Regions from separate parts of the Homo sapiens genome. Here all the other regions are linked to region 1. A link is a contact called in ENCODE Hi-C or POLR2A ChIA-PET data. All regions are on one chromosome and are shown on one strand. Each heading gives the region's core, a stretch centred on a gene start or an enhancer-like site at or near the end of the contact. The rest is flanking DNA. Distances are from core to core; before and after follow the strand shown.

Region 1 (3,019 bases), core at 285-2,784:
ACAGGATAAGGAAGTGAAAGATGGCAGGTGCTTACGGAGCAGTGGGCGCCCACGGAGACTGGCCACGGCCACGCAGGGGTGCAGGGGGATGGCCAGGGTCCCGTCCACGTGGGACTTAGGTCTCACTTAGTTCCAAGGAGAGCTGTGCCCCGGGAACCGGCCTCCATGCTGCCTGCACCACCAGCTCCTGCGCCTCGAGGGGCCGCACCCGGCAGAAGTGCCTGGTGTGGGGCCTTCGTCGAGGCAGGTCTTGGCTGGCAGCACCTGCCACAGGCCTGCGCTGGGTTCAGCACGTGCTTCACAAAACAGCAAGTAATGCCTGCACTACAGAGGAAAATTGGCCAGTGCGGAGGTGGGAGGAGAGGAAAAAACAGGGCTGGGCTGGCTGGAGATCCCCGCTGGGGCTGGTGGCCCCCCAGGCCTCCCCCAGGTGGTTCTCACACAGGCAGAGCGGCCGGGCAGGACTTCCCAGCACCTGTGCCTTTCCCCCAGGTGACAGCAGGCCAGACACCACGTGCTGACAGTGACTCTGAGTTTGTGTCGCCTTTTCCTTTAAAAGAATGACCTCTCCTTCAGCCCAAACCCTCTTCCATACACCTCGGCAAGCCCACCTCTTCCCTAGCTTCTCCTAGGCTGGCTGTGGCTGGTGTGGGTGCCCGGCTGACAGCCCCACCTAGGGCCCTCTCATGTCCTTCTGGTTTTGGCTGCTGGGGAGTTTACTGCCCTGGAAGGCAGTTTCCACACTAGCTCTCTGCCAGCCGCTCTCTGCACCTGCCTGGGAGGCCTCCAGGCACGCCCCTGCCCAGCCTCTTCATGTGGGAGTCCCAGGGGCAGCAGCCGCCGGGGCCAGGCCTTCCGGCCAAGCTCAGATGCCTGCTCTTTCCAGAGCCTCCCGATCGCCCCAAGTAGAGGAGCCTACAGAGCTGCCCCCAGCAAGGAGCCTCTTCTCACCCACGATCTCTTTCATTTTGCAGCGGCTCAGGGTGCCGCCATTCTCTCCAACTCACAGGGGAGAGGACAGGACAGAGACACTCACCGGAGGGCACCTGGTCTGGAGGGGCCGCCTCCTTCAGCTCCAACCAGCCCCAGGCCCTGCAAAGCCCCTGAGGGCCAGGCCCACCCGATGCTGCTCGACTCAGTAGCCTGGCCCAGCGTGGCGGCACAGCTTGCAGGAGGCACGAACCTGTTCCCAGCACACGGGCCCCACCACTTCCCGCCATACCGTTTGGGGCTCGCGTCTCCTGTGTGGGTGCTGGTCCCAGACCTGGGGCCTGCCAGTCCCCACACCAGTGCCATCGAACTCCAAGGGCCCTGTCCTCCCCACTCCGCCACACCCCGTGGGCGGCCCACATCTCCTGCACGGCTCTCAGCCCCTCCCCCTGCAGTCCTGAGGGTCTCCCCATAATGGCCCTCTTTGGCACTTCCTAAACCCAAAGAGGCAACAGATCAGAGACAGGCAGGGCTGGCCGAGGCTCCTGCAGGGAAGTGGGCAAGGCCCTCCCTCAGGCCTGTGCCCCCAGCCCCCAATCCCACACCCCCATCACCCCCAGGTCGCCCTGCAGGCACTGTGTGTTTGGACAGCTGGAAGCAGAGCTCGGCCTGTGACCTGCCTGGTCCAGCAACTGGACCTTCTGGAGGTGAGCCTGGGAGTGGCCGAGCAGAGGAAATCACCCCCATGGGGAGGTAGGGGAGGGGTGAGGCCCCCCCCACCAGGTTCTGGAATGTTCCGTGGGCTGGATCCTGGAGAACCCACTTCTCTGGGCTCCAGAAAGGCAAGGGCAATGTTTCTTTGACCTGAGAAAGCAAAGCAGCCCCCCGACATCCTTCCACACACTCATCCCCTCTGGTGGGGAGCCGGGGGGACACATATGAGATGGACAGGGTGGGGGCCCACACCCCAGGCTACTCGGACAGCAGGGGTCAATCCCGACGGGCTGGAGAAACCTCAGGCCCCAAGTGCACCAATGGCCCAGATGGCTGGAGACCTCTTCCTTTGTCTCCTCTGTCTCCAAGATCCAGGAGCCCAGGCTCAGCCTGCGAACCACCTGGCCCTGGCCCTGGAGGGGGATGGGGAGGGTCTGTGACCATCCTGGGGGGTATCTGCGCCCCCTTCTTCTACCTGGGGACAAGGGCGCGAAGTCCCATGCAGCCCCCATGCAGCCTCACGTGCCTGACGATGGGAGCCAGGCCAGCCCCTCACACGGGTGCTCCTGGGCAGCCTCTCTGGTAGCCTGGACGAGTCACCCCAGGGGCACATGCTCCAGGCAGCCCCCTCACCTCAGGGGGCATGGGAGGCGCTGGGGGTCTTCAGCTGGTGATGGGGTGACTGACGAGGATCAGCCCCAACCCCGGGGTCCTCTGGCCGCTGGCAACCGGAGCACTCCCCCAGTTGGAGCTGAACCATGACTCCAGTCCTTCCCAAGAGATGGTGGGGAATCGTCACCATGGCTGGAGTCCCGCAGACTGGGCAGGCCAGACAGGCCCTTGGAGGAGGCTGGTGGGATCCGAGTGGGCAGAGGGGAGACGGAGGAGGGAAAGGCAGCCCCAGCCTGCGGTGGTGCTTGTCCTGGGCGGGAGGGGCCCTGCTGTCACTGACGTGGGAACCACCGAGTCACCGGAGGGGCAGGGGCAGAGGGGTCTCGGTGGAAAGGGGGTCCCCAGAGGCCTTGGGAGACGGGGGAGGTGCCTAGGGCTCTCTGGCCTTGGTCTCTACCAGCTCAACGAGGGCTTTGTTCCAGGGGCCCCTGGGTCCCTCTGCCTCCAACAATCTGGGCTGCGTTTTCTGAGCACCTACTGTGTGCTGGGTGTGGGCGTCCGGGCAGGCACTGACTAAGCCTTGTCCCTCCCCAGAGTCACAGTGAGACACACAGCCACATCCTGTAAATGAAGACCTCGTGGCTCAGAGAGGTCAGGTAACTTCCCCAAAGCCTGTCTGGCCTCCCAGCACCATCCCTAGTCCCAGAGGGGAGGTGGAATGAAGGCAGGGCTAAGGCCAGGCTGCATGGAGGCAGAGGCACCT
Region 2 (3,019 bases), core at 168-2,667, 110 kb before region 1:
CCAGAGCTACAGCCATCTCAGACCTGCACCAGCTTCAGAACGAGAGCCAGAGTTCCTGCCAGCTCTAGAGCGAAATCCAATCAAGAACCAGCTCTAGCACCATATCCAGAGCTAGGACCAGCTCTGACACTTTTCCCAGGGCAAAGACTAGCAACAGCAACACAGCTAGAGGCAGCTCCAGAGCATCGGTCCCCGGGGCAGAGCCAGCTTGTCTCCAACAACCGTGTCAGTGCTAGGACAGAGCCTGCACCATCTCTGGAGGTGGAGCCTGCTGTGGTGCCAGCTCCAGCCCCAACACCAGAGCTAGAACCCAGCCTGCTGGTGGGGCCACACAGGGAGGAGCCTCAGACCGCGCAGTTGCAGCCCAGTTGCAAAGTGTCCTGGGGTCCTGCGCTGGGGCTTTTCTTAGGAGCCCTGGGGTGTTTTCTGGCTTTGCAAAGGCAATGAAAATTTGAGTTGAATTTATCACCAGCTCCTGCTCCCTCTAAGCCAGTACCCGAGCTGGAGCCAGCTCCTATGCCAGCTCCCGCACCCCGGCCTTCCTGGCCTTTGCCTGTGGCTGCAGAGAGCAGGCTGAGCCAGAAGCCTCATCTCCTGGTGTCCCCTCCAGGCCTAAGGCTAGAGCGGTCTGCGCTGTGCAATGCGGAGGCTGCCCAGCCCCAGGACAGCAGCGCGGCCTTCCTCCCGGCCCCTGCGGCTCAGGCCTGTCATCCCCTGCTCTGGAGCTCGCGTCCTGGTCCGAGTCCCGGCGGCTCCACCGTTCGCAGCCCGGCGACCGCGGCGAGTCGCTTGGCCGCGAGGCCTCGGTGTCCCGCCCTGCGCGGTGACCGAGGTCCCAGGACACAGCGCAGACAGGGCGCTAGTCAGGCCTGGCCGCGGTAATCCCGCCTGCCGGGACCCTCGCCCGCCTCAGCACTCATTAGGCGCCTGGTGTGTACCCGCGCCCATGGCCGACACCGGCAGAGCCCCTGGTGGGGAAGGGACGGAGCGCGTCGCGGGAGCCCCATGCTGCCCGGGGTGGGCGCTGCTCGACAGTCACGGGAGCCGCCCCAATGGCTGGGACCACCGGGACCCACGGGCTCGTGGAGCGTCCTCCTGACCCGGCCTGGGAATCCTCCGCGAAAACGGGGAGCCGCGCGTGTCCGTGGCGTGCCCGGCACCCGGCGGGTCGGAAACGGCGCGGCCCTGGCTGCTGGCCCCGTGGGGCGGTCGCGGTGCAGGACACGGGTCACGGCGCTGCCGCTGCTCTGCGTGGCGAACCCACACGCCCGCCCGCCAGCCACTGAGCAGCGCCCACGTGCGGGCGCGGGGAGCTGAACGGCCGGGGACCGCTGGGGGGCGCTGCTTGGGCGGGGCGGATTGACTCTTGCGGGCCGCCGTACGCGCTATAAAAGGCGCGGCGCTTCCCTTCTCGTCCTCTGCGTGCGCCGGAGGCTGCCGTGGCGGGTGGGCCGCCTGACTTCTCCTCCCGGCCAGTTCTCGAGCGCCTCACCGGGCCTCGCCCTGCAGCCTCGCTCTCGCTGGCGCTGCGCGGCCTAGGGGACTGGGCTGCTGGCCTCCGGGTGCGGGGTGGGGGCAGGCTCCGACCTGGGGCGTCCTGGCCGCGCGAGCCGCGGGATGGGGGCCCGGGCCGCGGAGGAGGCGCCGCTGGTGTGTCCCTTGGTGGAGAGGGCGCTGCCGGCCCTGCGCGGTTTCCAGCCAGGAAGCTTCGGGAAGCCTGGTGAGAGCTGAGTGCGCGAATTCGGATCTTAGAGAAAGGCACCCCGTTCACCCACGACCCTTCCGCTCCTGCCGCTGCTTCCCTGAGTCGCTCAGGCTGTGGGAAGATGTTTGTCGGCATCTTTGAAAAATTGATTTCTTATGCTGCGTCAGGTGGTTTCCTTGTCACTGTGGCTGCTCAGCGGGAGGCTGTTCTGGCGGGAGGAGGACTGCTCGGTTGTCTGGTGGGCATTCCGCCTCGTGGTCCTGGTCCCTTGATACCTGCAGGGGATCAGCAGCCCGCGTTTCGTGGCCACTGTGTTGTAACTCCAACTTCCCCTCCCGCAAATTAAGCGTAGAGTAAGGGGAGAGAGTAACATGGGTCGGATTTTTCTAGAACGGCCCTTGTGACAGTGAGCTTTTTGGTGGCAGGGAGCTTCTTTGGTCCGCCTTCCTGGAGACCAGATGCAGCAAAACGCAGTCTTTTTCTTTTCGAGACAGAGTCTCAGTTGCCCAGGCTGGAGTGCAGTGGCGCGATCTCAGCTCACTACCACCTCTGCCTCCTGGGTTCAAGCGACTTTCCTGCTTCAGCCTCCAGAGTAGCTGGGATTACAGGCGCCAGCCACTAGGCCAGCTAACTTTTTTTTTTTTTTTTTTTAGAGAGACGGGTTTCACCGTGTTGGCCAGGCTGGTTTTGAACTCCTGACCTCAAGTGATCTGCCCGCCTCGGCCTCCCAAAAAACGCAGTGTTTATGTGATGCTCCTCTGTGGTGTTTGCAAGATTTATACAAAATTGCGGTTTCTTTTTTTCTCTAGGACGTCTGCTCACTGGAGATGACACGTGCGTGGGGTGTTGGGTAAGTTGGTGCATTGGAGCTGGAACAGGGTCAATCCTCCAATGTAACTAAGCCCTCCTGTGCAACATCTTAAGTGACTGGAGGGACCAGTCGGTCTTGTGTTCACATTGAGGCTAGAAGCTGTCTCCAGGGGAGTAAAAACGGATTATTTAGTCTTCAACAGGACACTGCCCCTAGAGGCGTTGCAGCTGTGGCTGCCGTGTCACATCTGTGTCATTAGGTGGCAGAGATTAGAGAGGCTATGTCTACGCTCAGCGTTCTGCCCCGTGAACGTTTGAATGTTTGATAGTCTCACACTCCTGTTTTGTGGACAGGCATCTGTTTTCCTTCGCTGGTATCTGGGAGAGAGGGTGGGCCCTGTGAGTGGGCTTTCTAACTCTCGCGCTGGGCTAGGCTGGCCTCTAGGGGTCTGAAGGGATAGTGGGAAGGTGGAGGGTGCCTTCACCAGGAGCAGCCTTCATGAG
Region 3 (3,019 bases), core at 200-2,699, 84 kb before region 1:
TCACCTGAGGTCAAGAGTTTGAGACCAGCCTGGCCAACATGGTGAAAACCCATCTCTACTAAAAATACAAATATTAGCTGGGTGTGGTGGTGGGCGCCTATAATCCCAGCTACTCGGGAGGCCGAGGCAGGAGAATCGCGGGAACCGGGGAGACGGAGGTTGCAGAGAGCCGAGATCGCGCCATTTTACTCCAGCCTGGGTGACAGAGTGAGACTCCATCTCAAAAAAAAAAAAAAAAAAAAAAAGGCAAAATTGATCTCACTCGAGGTCTTTAACCTAATTACAGCTGTAAAGACCCCATTTCCACAGAAAGTTACATTTACACATTCCAGGGGGACTTATCTTTTGGGGGGCACCATTTAACCCACTGCAGTATCAAAATCAAGGTGCAGGGCAGCACGTGCAGTGTGGTACCATTTTCATTTTTGTCATTTAGCTCTGTGTGTGTGTGTGCACATGGGTGTGTGCCCGCGTGCGTGTGTGTGTGTGTGTGTCAATCTCCCTGTGTTCCTTCCATGTATAGGTGATTGAACCTCTCTTGCTATTTTTTTTTTTTTTATCCGAGACAGAGTTTCACTTTTGTCACCCAGGCTGGAGTGCAGTGGCACGATCTCGGCTCACTGCAACCTCCACCTCCCAGGTTCAAGCAATTCTCCTGCCTCAGCCTCCTGAGTAGCTGGGACTACAGGCGCGCACCACCATGCCCGGCTAATTTTTTGTATTTTTAGTAGAGATGGAGTTTCACCATGTTGGCCAGGCTGGTCTCGAACCCCTGACCTCAGGTGGTCCACCCGCCTTGGCCTCCGAAAGTGCTGGGATTACAGACGTGAGCCACCATATCCAGCCCTCTCTTGCTATTTGCAAAGGTGTAAGTGGGGGGACTGAATCGTGTCCCCACTAAATTCCTTCCTGGAAGCCCTAACCTGCAAGGAGAGGGTATTGACGATGTAGCCTATGGGAGGTGCCTGGGGGTGGATGAGGTCATGAGGGTGGGCCTTAGTAGAAAGGGCACAGGTGCCCTCCCCTTATTCCTTATCCCACCCTCGCGTCAGGACGCAGCAAGAAGGCACTAGAGAAGGGAGGCAGGGCTGAGAACGGGGAAAAGGGCTGGATCCTTAGAGAGGCCAGGGCTGGGAACCTCAGGCGGGTTCCCAGGATCTGCCAGGAAGAGGACCCTCACCAGAGCCGGACCACGGGGCGCCCCCACCCCCAGCCTCCAGACCCGTGGGGAGGAAACGTCTGCTTTGTGAGGATGTCCTGGCCGGCGGAGACAAACCTGAATCCTGCGGGCGCTGGGGCCCCCGGATCCTCCACAGCTGCTCAAAATGAGGGTGACGCAGAGAGACACCACAATAAACTCGAAAGTAGCAGACGGTGAAACCGTCTCCATGCTGTCAACGTGTGAGCAACGTTCAGCGTCCGAGTCACAGGGAACACAGGAGGCCATCCCACCGAGCGGGGCTGTGACTCGTGTTCATAACTGTCATCACCCTAGTACCTGCCGCTCCTCCTGGAGAAAATTCGGATGTCCCAGGTGGGCTGAAGCACACAGGAAGGTGGGGGTGGAGAGACAAGGGAGGCAGGGCTGAGCACAGAGCTGCGTCCTTCGAGAGGCTGGGGCCGGGAACCTCAGGCGGGTTCCTCTAAAACAGCCCTTGTCGCTGTTGTTCATGTCCTTATCACCGACGTCTTGAACGTTCATTGTAAAATATGCAGGTTCATCTGAGGCAGGACAGGCGGTCGAGGAAGTGACCGTGTCCTCGGAACGTGGCAACCGCGGTGACCCCACAGTCAACACAATAAGCCCTAGCGTTGGCACTGTAGTCCCACTCACTCAAGCGCAGCTGTCTCCAGTAGGGGCTTTCCCTGTAGACAGCATGAGCTTTTTTTTTTTTTTTTTGAGGTGGAGTCTCGCTCTGTCTCCCAGGATGGAGTGCAGTGGGGCAACCTTGGCCCAGTGCAACCTCCACCTCCCAGGTTCAAGCGATTCTCGTGCCTCAGCCTCCCGAGTAGCTGGGATTACAGGCACCTGCCAGCACACCTGGCTGATTTTTTTTTTTTTTTTGGAGACACAGTCTTGCTGTATCCTCCAGGCTGCAGTGCAGTGGTGCGATCTCGGCTCACTGCAACCTCCATCTCCCGGGTTCAAGCAATTCTCGTGCCACAGCCTCCCGAGTAGCTGGGATTACAGGCATGTACCACCACGCCCAGCTAACGTTTTATTTTTAGTAGAGATGGGATCTCACTATGCTGTCCAGGCTGGTCTCAAACTCCTGGCCTCAAGTGATCCTCCCCCATCTCGCCTCCCAAAGTGCCGGGATTCCAGGCGTGAGGCCCTGTGCCCGGCCAGAGGAATGAAGTTCTGGCCCAGGCTATGTGGGTGAGTCGTGAAGCTGTCATGCTGAGTGAAAGAATCCAGGCACAAAGGTCCACATGGTCCTGATTCCGCTTCTATGAAATTTCCAGAACGGGCAAATCCACAGACACACGAAGATGAGTGGTTGCCATGGGCTGGGGGAGGGAGCAGTGGGGAGCGAGTGCCTATGGGGAAGGCGTTTCCCTTTGGGGGGATGAAAATGTTCTGGAGGTGATGGTTGCAAAACATTGGAGGCGTTGCAAAAAACTGAAAGTGCTAAATTATACACTTTTTTTTTTTTTTGAGATGGAGTCTCACTCTGTTGCCCAGGCTGGAGTGCAATGGTACCATCTTGGCTCACTGCAACTTCCGCCTCCTGGGTTCACGTGATTCTCCCGCCTCGGCCTCCCAGGTAGCTGGGATTACAGGCATGCGCCACCACACCCAGCTAATTTTTGTATTTTTAGTAGAGACAGTGTTTTACCATGTTGGCCAGGCTGGTCTCGAACTCCTGATCTCAGGTGATCTGCCCACCTCAGCCTCTCAAGGTGTCAGGATTACAGGCATGAGCCACTGTGCCCGGCCAAATTGTACACTTTAGAATAATTTTATGTTACATGAATTTCACTTCAATAAAAAAATATAGGTAAGGGCTGGGTGCGG

The links. A loop is a pair of places that touch in the nucleus more often than their neighbours do. ChIA-PET counts read pairs that join two places held with the same protein, here RNA polymerase II (POLR2A). Pooled maps may share reads with other maps.
Region 2: a pooled map shows a loop between it and region 1 (2.3-fold over the local background). The contact joins the promoter of SNHG7 here to the promoter of LINC01451 in region 1. A Hi-C loop is called at or near these places in 1 of 50 pooled maps. POLR2A ChIA-PET finds 5 or more read pairs at or near these places in 4 of 52 experiments (AG04449, H1, HepG2 and 1 more).
Region 3: a pooled map shows a loop between it and region 1 (2.1-fold over the local background). The contact joins the enhancer-like site here to the promoter of LINC01451 in region 1. A Hi-C loop is called at or near these places in 1 of 50 pooled maps. POLR2A ChIA-PET finds 5 or more read pairs at or near these places in 6 of 52 experiments (H1, MCF 10A, Panc1 and 2 more).

The regions. Positions count from the first base shown.
Region 1 is chr9:136,615,696-136,618,714 of GRCh38, reverse strand. LINC01451 (long intergenic non-protein coding RNA 1451) reads left to right here and starts at 1,534. Exons shown (of 3, transcript NR_135288.1): 1 at 1,534-3,019.
Region 2 is chr9:136,726,582-136,729,600 of GRCh38, reverse strand. It overlaps SNHG7 (small nucleolar RNA host gene 7), which reads left to right and starts at 1,417. Exons shown (of 5, transcript NR_024543.1): 1 at 1,417-1,720; 2 at 2,515-2,555. It overlaps LOC124900276 (cuticle collagen 2-like), which reads left to right and starts at 1,417. Exons shown (of 5, transcript XM_047424334.1): 1 at 1,417-1,720; 2 at 2,515-2,555. SNORA17A (small nucleolar RNA, H/ACA box 17A) reads left to right here and starts at 2,722; the gene lies at 2,722-2,854. RefSeq lists an enhancer at 70-219 and silencers at 667-836, 990-1,669.
Region 3 is chr9:136,699,846-136,702,864 of GRCh38, reverse strand. No RefSeq gene overlaps it. Among named protein-coding and RNA genes, the nearest start is that of DIPK1B, 11 kb to the left of the region's middle. RefSeq lists enhancers at 1,446-1,495, 1,536-1,695. Within about 2 kb of position 1,449, at least 3 of the 41 ENCODE cell types and tissues checked have a DNase peak (open chromatin) inside an H3K27ac peak, as active enhancers do.